2 separate regions of the Homo sapiens genome follow, and region 2 is linked to region 1. The links are chromatin loops, found by intact Hi-C in ENCODE. Cell type or tissue: ovary. All regions are shown on one strand.

Region 1 (5,000 bases):
CGATTCATTTGCTCACCATTATTTTTTAAACTCAAATTTTATTAGCAGTGGAGCATGAGTAATAAATACTAATACACTGTTTGCACTTGAATTAGCCCTACATGTCCTGGGACCACAGGGCTATTTGTCAAAGGCAGACGTTTCTCCACACCCGCACCTTGTGGTTGGCACACAGGCATTTCCAAGGTCAGGGACTCTCAGGCATTAAGCAAGAACATGGGGCCTCATAGGACTCACACTTGGGGCACCCTTACTCCTAAGCAGGCCACTGAGCCACCAGGAAGGAAGGGCAAGTGGAGCTGTAATGCTAGAAAAAGGAGAACGGGATCCTAGCTCTACTGCTTACCAGCTGTGTGACTCGGGGCATGCCAGTTTAACCACTCTGAACTTCTGTCTCCTCATCTATAAAACAGGTCAACAGCAGCTGCCTCCCAGGGTTGCTGGAGAGATTAAATGAGATGCTGGATGTGAAAGCACCTTTGTTGGAGAGATTAAATGAGATGCTGGATGTGAAAGCACCTAAAAGCAAGTGTACTTGCACACAGCGGGGATGGTGGTTGAGGTGGGAAAGGCAGGTTGCGAGAGAGGCTACTCCCTATCAGGAGTCAAGGGATACATTGAAATCATCTCCACCTTGTTTCACAGAAGGATAAGTGACAGACAGCACTTTTCCCACTTCCCCCACCACTCCCGACAGGGAACTTACATGTGTGACTATCCAAGGACATCTAAGAGACACTATTAGGCTGCATCTCTGTGCAGATGTCAGGAACCCAGCGCTGTGCAAAACAGATGTGGTCACTGGTGCCCAGGCTGGGCTCTAGGCTCGTCCCTGTAGTAACTGCTAGGGGCTCAGACTAAGGTGGAGGAGGTCACAGCCAAGGGCAATCCCTCTAATGTCGATGGGCACAGCGGCTGGGCTTGCTCCTCTCTTTGGTGCTCGATCGCTTTGCTTCTTTCAACAAATATTTGGCAAGATCCTCCTGTAAGCCAGACACTGTGTTAAAGTGTGGCACAGAAGTGGATGTGGTGACTTGATGCCTGGCCTCCCACAGCTCAGTGCTACAATGTAAGTTGTAGGTTACAATGCAAGGTGGGAGTGCTCCAAAGGGAACGAGGGTTGGGGCTGCAAGAGCACATGAGGGTCGGGGTGGGGGGTTATGCAGGCTCAGGGAGGCGTCAGGAAAGGGCTTCCTGGAAGAGGAATGGATAAGGAGTAGTGAAGCAAGAGAAGGAGAGGAGGTGGAAGGAGGAGTTGCAGGCAGAGTGAACAGCATGTGCAAAGGTCCTGAGGCAGGGAGCCAAAGCTACCCTGGGAAACTAAAGTGCTGTAGATGGGCACATGCTCAATAGATGGTGATGTGGTTTGGCTGTGCCCCCACCCAAATCTCATCTTGAATTGCAACTCCCACAGTTCCCATGTGTCGTGGGAGGAAACTGGTGGGAGGTCATTGAATCATGGAGGCAGGTCTTTCCCGTGTTGTTCTCATGCTAGCATCTCATGAGAGATCTCATGGGTCTCACAAGATCTGATGGTTTTATGAGGGGCAGTTTCCCTGCACAAGCTCTCTCTTTGCCTGCTGCCATTCATGTAAGATGTGACTTGCTCCTCTTTGCCTTCCGCCATGATTGTGAGGCCTCCCCAGCCACGTGGAACTGTAACTTCATTAACCCCTTTTTCCTGTATAAGTTACCCAGTCTCTGATATGTCTTTATCAGCAGCATGAAAACAGACTAATACAGATGGGTTCCCTAAGACAGGCTCAGAGGAAAGAAGGGTCCCCCATAGTCCCTGCCCTCAGCCAGCCTCCAGTCAAACAGGGGTGACAGGACCAACATATTTCAGACAGACTTAATATAAAAAAATTATAGGGTCGGGCTTGGTGGCTCATGCCTGTAATCCCAGCACTTTGGGAGGCCAAGGCGGGCAGATCATGAGGTCAGGAGATCAAGACCATCCTGGCTAACACTGTGAAACCCCATCTCTATTAAGAATACAAAAAATTAGCCGGGCGTGGTGGCGGGCACCTGTAGTCCCAGCACTTTGGGAGGTTGAGGCAGGCAGACTGCTTGAGCTCAGCAGTTCAAGAACAGCCTAGGCAACATGGTGAAACCACGTCTGCACAAAAAATACAAAAATAAAAAATAAAAAATAGCTGAGCATTGTGGCCCATGCCTGTGGTCCCAGCTACTCAAAAGGCTGAGGTGGGAGGACCGGCTGAGCCCGGGAGATCGAGGCTGCAGTGAGCCCAAATCCCGTCACTGGGCAATAGAGTGAGACCCTGTCTCAAAAAAATAAAATAAAATAAAAGGACTTGTTTGTTGATGAGCTCACTCTATTCACAACGCATGTGTCCCTGCTGAGGGCCAGGATAAAGCAGCTGAAGGGGTTAACCAGAGCAGGCCTCCCAGAGGAGGTGAGGCTGGTTCCGCTGGTAAAGAAGCCTCTTCCTCCACCCGTGAGTGGGACCACCAGGCCCTCTTTTTCCCCACCTGATTGGAAACCTTGGACAACAATGAGGCTGTATCTGCTCTGCCAGCTGCATATAAATGCAAGCACAATGCCACCTCTCTCTCACCAGACAAGGCCACACGCCAGGGGTGGCTTAGTGTGAGCGAGGCTGTCTGGCTCAGCCACATCACAAAGGTAACAAAAGCACCTGAATGCCCGTCTTCCTCCCAGCCCCCAGCCCGCCCCTGGAGGATGCAGGTGCGAGTGTCTGGGGCGCAGTTAGGCCTCTGGGAGGAGATAAATCCCCAGCACGGGCTCCAGGAAGGCAGGAGGGAACTTGCAGCGGCTCCCTGCTCCCCTCCTCTGCTGGGATAAGCATTGCCATGCTCCCTCTCTCACCGGCAGGGGTCTGCCCTGAGGGGTTTTAACTGAGTGAAACACCATCTGCTCCGGGGTCCCCACCCAGCAGACCCTGCAGACAGATGCTGTCCAGCTCCCGCCCCTGCTTCCTCCCACTCTGGAAGCATCTCCACCCTGGGGCCGCAGGGAGCTGAGGCTGCTCTCCACATTCCATGAAAGCTGAGGCCTGGCAGGACCCCAGCAGGGGCAGAGCCACAAAGATGACGCAGCTCCAGAAGCCAAAGCCCCGGCAAGCCGAGGCGGGATCAGGGCAACCCCACCTGCCTTTGCATCCTCCAGGTTCCCCAGGACTGGGTGCTGGCTCTGGTCAGACCCTCTGCCACGGGCTGGCTGTGTGACTTTGGGCAACTTCTGCAACCTCACTGAGTTTCCCCACTTGTAAAATGTGAGTTGTTGAGGTTTAAATGAGAAAATGTTTCTTCTGCCTAAAGTGTTCAACCACTATTTCTATTAACATCATTCCAGGTTTCCTCTTGGACACTGTCAAGTGACCGCCCTTTAGCCATTTATAACCTGACTGTGATAAGCACTTTAAAAACGAACTTTTTTTTTCTTTTTTTTGAGATGGTGTTTCACTCTTGCTGCACAGGCTGGAGTGCAATGGTGCAATCTTGGCTCACTGCAACCTCTGGCTCACTGCAACCTCCGCCTTCCAGGTTCAAGTGATTCTCCTGCCTCAGCCTCCCAAATAGCTTGGATTACAGGCATGTGCCACCACACCTGGTTAATTTTGTATTTTTAGGGGAGATGGGGTTTCACCATGTTGGTCAGGCCGGTCTTGAACGCCTGACCTCAAGTGATCCACCAACCTCATCCTCCCAAAATGCTAGGATTACAGGCATGAGCCACTGTGCCCGGCCTAAAAACAAACTTTTTGAATTGATGTATACTGTTTACACAGAAAAGTGCACATGGCTGGGCACAGCGGCTCACACCTGTAATCCCAGGGCTTTGAGAGGCCGAGGTGGGAGGATCGCTTGAGCCCAGAAGTTCAAGCCGGGGCAACATAGAGAAACACTGTCTCTAGAAAGAAAAAATATAAAAAATTAGTGGGGCATGGTGGTACATGCCTGTAGACTCAGCTACTGGGGTGAGAGGGCGGGTGCCAGGGTGGGAGAATCACCCTGAGCCCGGGAGATGGAGATCATGCCACCGCACTCCAGCCTGGGCGACAGAGTGAGACCTGCCTCAAAGGAAAAAAAGAAAGAGAAGTGCACATAAGTGTGCAGCTCAAGGAATGTCCACAGAACTAGCTCTCAGATCACGAAATAGAGCATTATCAGTATTCTAGAGGCCCTTTCTCAGGCCCCCTGCCAAGGCTAACTGCTATCCCAGCTTCTATTACCATAGATTACTTCGCCTGTTTTTGAACTTTATATAAATAAAATCACACAGTACGTACTGAAAACACCTTCAGACTTAAGAAGCCCTTTCACAGGTGGTATCTTATTTGCTCTTCCCCAACCCTGTGAGATTAGGTTTTTCATTGTCCCCATTTTATTGCTGAGCAAACAGAGGCTTCAGATACATGAACAAACTTGTCCAACGCCGCACAGTGAGTAGAGAGAGGGACTCTAACTCCAGCTGTCCAAGCCCTCCCGTCACCCCCCACCACACCAGGCTACTTCCCACACGTCAAACCAGCCTCTCCCTGTGCCCCAGTTAAGGCCGCTCCTCCCCAGAGCCCTACTTCCTCCAGGAAGCTTCCTTGGATTGCTCAGAGGAGAACCATCAGCTTGTCCCACTCTGCCCCCATCCCCAGCCTAGACACGGGGACGTAGCACGCGGCTAACCTTGGTGTGGGTCTGATGAGTGTGTGTTGACTGCCTGCTATGGTTTCTGTAACACCCCTGCTGGTCTCTTCTCCATGTGCCTCTCAGAGTCACAACACCCAGAGGACAGGGCTGCTTCTACAGCTCTTTCCACGCCCTGCCCAGTATGAATGGGGCTGGCTGGCAGCTGGGGTTGGAATGGGCACTGCATTAGGTCAGGTGGGGAGCAGGGCACATGCTCCCCTGGTTTGATGGGAGGCTCCTGGTGAGTCCGTCTAATGAAAGGTATGATACCAAAGGCACTAGCGGCCAGGGGACCCCATTTCAAACCTCGATTCTGCAAGTCACATGATCTC
Region 2 (5,000 bases), 580 kb before region 1:
AGCTATTACAAAGACAGACTAGGGAGGCCCTGCCGTGAATAGAGTATAAAAGGCGTTTCAGGATGTCAGAATGAAGTGTTTGCTAGGGAACAACAGGTGTAATTAAAACACACAGACTGGCAGAGGAAGCTGGTGATGACTCACGTGTGTCTTGATTATATCCTATGGTTGAGATCAGTGGTTCTCAAACTTTTGTGGGCATCAGAACCACTTGGAGGACTCATTAAAACACAGATTACTGGCTCCTCCTCCCAGAGTTTCTGACTCAGTAGGTGTGGGGTGGGACCTGAGAAATGACATTGCTAATGAGTGCCTGTGTGACGCTGCTTCTGCAGGTTCAGGGACCACCGTTAGGTAATGGAATAGTGAACTCTTTTCTAGCGGGAATCATCCCGGAGCCATAAATCAAAAGTTGGGGAAGAGAGAGGTCCCAGACGTAGAGATGGCCAGAGGTGGACATGCTTAGGGTTGCATTCTTCCTCCAGGGGTGTGGTATAATCCCTCACCCAGTTCTTTAAGGCCAACAATAAAGCCAGGCTCGGCTGCTCTGAATCTTCCTCTTCATGTGCCACAGTTTCGCTAGCAGCAAACCCAATGATCCAAAAAACCAAAAACAAAAACCTGAGAACACAGGTGCCTAGGAGAGCTCTGATCACAAATGGGACCATTTCTTAGTGTGGGTTGGGCGATGAGACCCTCTGGCCTATCTACAGACCCATATTGAGGGTGGCCAATTCTGCAAACAACTTTGATATAATAGTTGATTACCCCCCTACTGTGTTCCGACTCTGCTTCAAATTGGTAGGAAGCCCAAGAACAGCAGATGCCTAAACTTTTCACACCCCCAGAAGGGAAAGAAAAATGATATTGCTCCTACTGTGGTTCATTGTATCTTTTTATCTCGTTGAGTAGCAGAAATAACATTCATGGCATTGGGGCTTCTGCTTCACTTCTATGTTTAATCACTGACAAAAGCAATTTATTGCCCTGTATACTCCTCCACTATGAACATTAGCCATTAAATATACCTTTGACTTTCTTATTCATAAAACCTATCAGCTCATGAAATCTCAGAACTTGTCGTTTTGGCTGCCAATAAATCCTCCCTTCCCAGAGCTCTGGAAGAGGATACTTAAAATGCTTTTCTTAATGACAAACAAAAGGGAGGGCCAGAGAACAACAGATGGGCTGCTTCTCCACTTACATAGACAGTGCGGTAAGGAACGCCAAAGAAGAAAACTGGGATGGCCAACTTAATCTCAGATGAGCTTCCATCATCTACTTTAGGGGTTTTGGTGTCATTCTGCCAAAATGGATACATGAGCTCCCTGGGCTGAGCTGTCAAGAGAGATGATGGTTAGATAGATGGCAGCTCCCTCTGCCGTTTGGCAATCTACATCTCTCCTACCTACTGAAGCCAGCTTCTTTCAGTAGGGCTTGCAAGCTGAATGCAAGTCATACTGCCCTGTCATTCATCCTAAACCTAGGCCATACACAGCGCAGTATCTTCTGCTCTGGGAAACGGGAAAATGGGAGTGACATTGTTTCTCCATAGGAGAAAGCACTTTGTGCATGTTCTTGCACTTTCATGCATCTTGGTGATATCTATGGCTACAGCTGGCTGGAAATTTGTGAAATTTCCCTGGAAACCTTGAGCTTTCTGGATACTGAGAGGCAGCCTCTAGGTCTGGCATGGCCACAGTTTTGAAGCTCCTGTTCTAGCTCAAGAATTCCACTATCGTGTGTTTTCCTGAAAGGAGTTCCCTCCCTCTTGCTGCACAATTGGAGAAAATCCCAGATCCCAGAAGGAAATAAACAACAGTGGGAACTGAGACAAAAGTGGGAGGAGAGGATTTGTAGCAATTGGCCCATGAATGACCTTGATTGAGGGCGGCCCTGCAAGAGGCTCTTTGCCCAACTCCTTTTTTACAAAAGACAGACATGAGATCCTCCGGGGTCAGAGGGTTGGGTCCTTGAGAACTCTTTGGAGAGAATGAATTGCAGGGCTCTGATTGGTCCTCCTGGTCACTGGAGAGCCATCACACAAACACACACTGCATCCCGCTGTGACAGGGTCACCTCCTCTCCTGGCTTGCTGCTCCCAGGTTTCCCGTCCATACTGTTGCAAGATGTGGCTCAGTTTTGTGGGAGAAATGAGACAAGTTCCCTAGGGTCTGCATCACTGAGGATCAAGTCCAATAGCATCTGTGAAATAATCTACATTTTGGGTGTTACTTTTCTTTGCCTCTGTCCTTTCTTCTCCTGAATGAATATAAGACAATAGGACACTATCGTTTTCTCCCTTTTTTCCTTTCTTTAAATTTCTCATTCTCGGGGGCAGGGGCAAGACCATGCTGGGCATCGGCCACACTTCTTGAGGTACCTGCTTGCTGCTATGAGATGCCGACACCCCCATTCTCATGTCGGGCCTTCTACTTGGGAAAGTCCCTGCTCTGTGCTGATGGAAGCAATAGGCTGGGGAGCAACCGGCCAAGGACTGTCTTTGCTCCTTTGGGAGGCTTTTGGTGAACAGACAACAGCTCATGTAAAAGAGAGGAGTGCAAAGCGGCCAGAAAGCAGGCCTGTTGCACCAGGCCAAGAGCCAGCTCTCCAGTTCTGAAGCAGGGAGCAAGAGGAGTTATGCCTCAACGGAGGGCTAATTTCTTTCCAGGGGCTGACATCCAAGGAGAGCAGCAAAACTAATCTGGTCATTCGTGTATATGCATCGTCCAAACCCCAGAAGTTGCTGAGAAGCAGCCCGAATTTGAGGCTGTAGGAGGCGCTGTGTCGGGTCATAGGCACTCTGGGCCCATGAGCTGTATTTAATGTCACAACCAGCAGGTGAAAAGGGGTCTTCTAACATTTCTATTTACATAATAGTAACAAATTAAAAATTCCTGGAAGTACTAATTAAAAAAAATCTTTATAATCTCTACTACAGTATTATACACAGGTACTTATTTCTGAAGTTAACAGTAACAAATTATGTCCTGGCATGGATTTATCCTTCATGGGGAACTTTTTAGGAGTCATGCCCAAGTATGAATGAGGGCTCAAATTCACACTGAATTATCATCATCTGTATGGAAAGATTAATTGGTATTTTGGGCTGCACTGATTGGCCAATCTGCCTAGGGAATGGAAAACCCATAATACCGCATGGAGGAGACGGAAAACCATGGCCAGGGAGAATGACCCTAACTTCCTCTTCTGCTGCAAAGGTGAGGCAGTTTGCAAGATTCTTCTCTTCGTGGGTGATCCTAATTAGTTCACAATTTTGAATAGGAAAGAACGGACTGTTAAATATTTTTAATTTTAAGAAGGATACAAACATTAAGAATATCTAATATGGTAAATAATACTTGTCAAATGAAAAAGAGGGTGCTAAACACAAGGGCGTAGGTTTAAACTACGGTAATTAACACTGCAGAAGCCATTATTATTTTTATATATATATATAAAACTGTTAGCAGCATGGCCTATCAATAACATCAGAGTTGCTAAAAGAAAGAATATCCCTATCCATGCTTGCCCTAAGCTGAGAATTTCACAATAAACATAGCTATGTTTCCAGGATTTTTTTTTTCCCACCAAATAAAATGTACTTTCTTGGAGCTGGGGTAGGAGGTTGAAGTCAAGGGCCCTCTTTCATTCCCGTGGGGTTTCACACTATGGTTTAACTGCTTAAATTCACCAATTCTGGAAAAATATTAGCACTGCACAGGGGCTTGACGTGTTCATCTCAGACTTGTACTCATGTGCCACTTGAACTAGACAAACTCGCAAGGTAAAGAAAGGTGCCTTAGAATTTTAGCCATAAAAAGTTAAAATCTACGTAGACCGCCCCGTCTTTGTCTAAAATCCAAAACAACAGTAGAAAAAAGACATATGTGGCCTTTCACTTACCCAGGGCAGTGCTACACAGAGAAAAAGAAGGAATCACTGAGGGGAAAAATTGTCTTATTTAAGTTTTAGATTTGAGGGCCACGTAAAAGGTCACTGATACACAAACCACTGACATCAATGCTATTGTAATTTCCTAGTTTTTGGCCGAAATAAGTAGATTCTTTAAAGTCTCCACCACAAATTAAATGCCTTAATGGAAATCAGTGATCAGACATGAAGTGCACATACCCCTATCTTATCTACTTTTAATGGAAATAATTTTGCGTAATTTTAAAGATCTACTCCACTAGCACAGGGCAAGCTGGTACATACAAATAGTATTTGAAGTTAAATAAGAAAAAAGTGGGAATATAAGTAAACCTCATTTAAAGTTAATGAATTTTACCCTTGATAATAGAATTTAATTACATTTTTCTCTTGTATCTGTAGACACACATGCACCTGCCCTTACAATTGTGGTTCCAATAAAAGTGTCTCTTTATCAATTCAAGAGCATGCTAACTGAGAGCTTTATGGAATTCTGTAGTACTCACCTTGGTGCTGTACAAGTGCGAAGATGAAAGAGACCCAAATTCTAAGGAATGATGAATAATTCATCCTGGAATTTTAAAAAGAAAATGAAAAAAAAATCCCCAGCTTGCCAGAGTAAACAGAACACCAGGTGTGTTTAGTGGCTAATCCCAAGACCATCAAAACCGTCATAGAACAAATTCACATAACAACATCAACAGTGCTGAGTCGGGCTGAAATCCCCTGAATGCTGGCAGGTCCTCCGAAGTTCAACACTTCATGAACAAATTAGATGCCCAGAAGAAGCCAGTCTGGAAGTGTAATGAGATCATTCAAACTGTCAAGTAATTATTTAGGATCAGTGAGAGTGGTATGCGTAAAGGAAAGGTATCCCCTCTGCATCAAATAAAGCGCTGAAAACTAGGACCCAACGCTAAAGATGCATGCAGGTCCCGGGTTGTGTCTCTGCAGCAGAAACCACACCCCAGTGAGACCTGGATTTCCTAATTTTCACTACAGCTTTCCATCAGAATCAAACAAAAGTTGGTTAAAACACAATGTGTTCTACAGCTAGGAGAATTTAG

Evidence for each region. Hi-C counts contacts between places; a loop is a spot of excess contacts. Peaks named below come from ENCODE experiments on the same cell type or tissue, not always from the same donor. Only the 100,000 strongest peaks of a DNase experiment are listed, where the experiment ranks them.
Region 2: a loop joins it to region 1, with 6 times the contacts of the local background. A loop is called at or near these places in 59 of 110 quality-filtered maps.

Annotation. Positions count from the first base shown.
Region 1 is chr11:120,525,283-120,530,282 of GRCh38, reverse strand. All of the region lies in intron 1 of GRIK4 (glutamate ionotropic receptor kainate type subunit 4), which reads right to left. Among named protein-coding and RNA genes, the nearest start is that of GRIK4, 16 kb to the right of the region's middle. In ovary, no CTCF peak of the experiment used is centred here; a DNase peak (open chromatin) is centred at 3,017.
Region 2 is chr11:121,102,169-121,107,168 of GRCh38, reverse strand. TBCEL-TECTA (TBCEL-TECTA readthrough) reads right to left here. Exons shown (of 30, transcript NM_001378761.1): 8 at 4,440-4,504; 9 at 1,205-1,338. TECTA (tectorin alpha) reads right to left here. Exons shown (of 24, transcript NM_005422.4): 2 at 4,440-4,504; 3 at 1,205-1,338. The coding sequence starts at 4,503. Among named protein-coding and RNA genes, the nearest start is that of TECTA, 3.4 kb to the right of the region's middle. In ovary, no CTCF peak of the experiment used is centred here; DNase peaks (open chromatin) are centred at 1,714, 2,047 and 2,468; H3K27ac peaks cover 1,043 bases.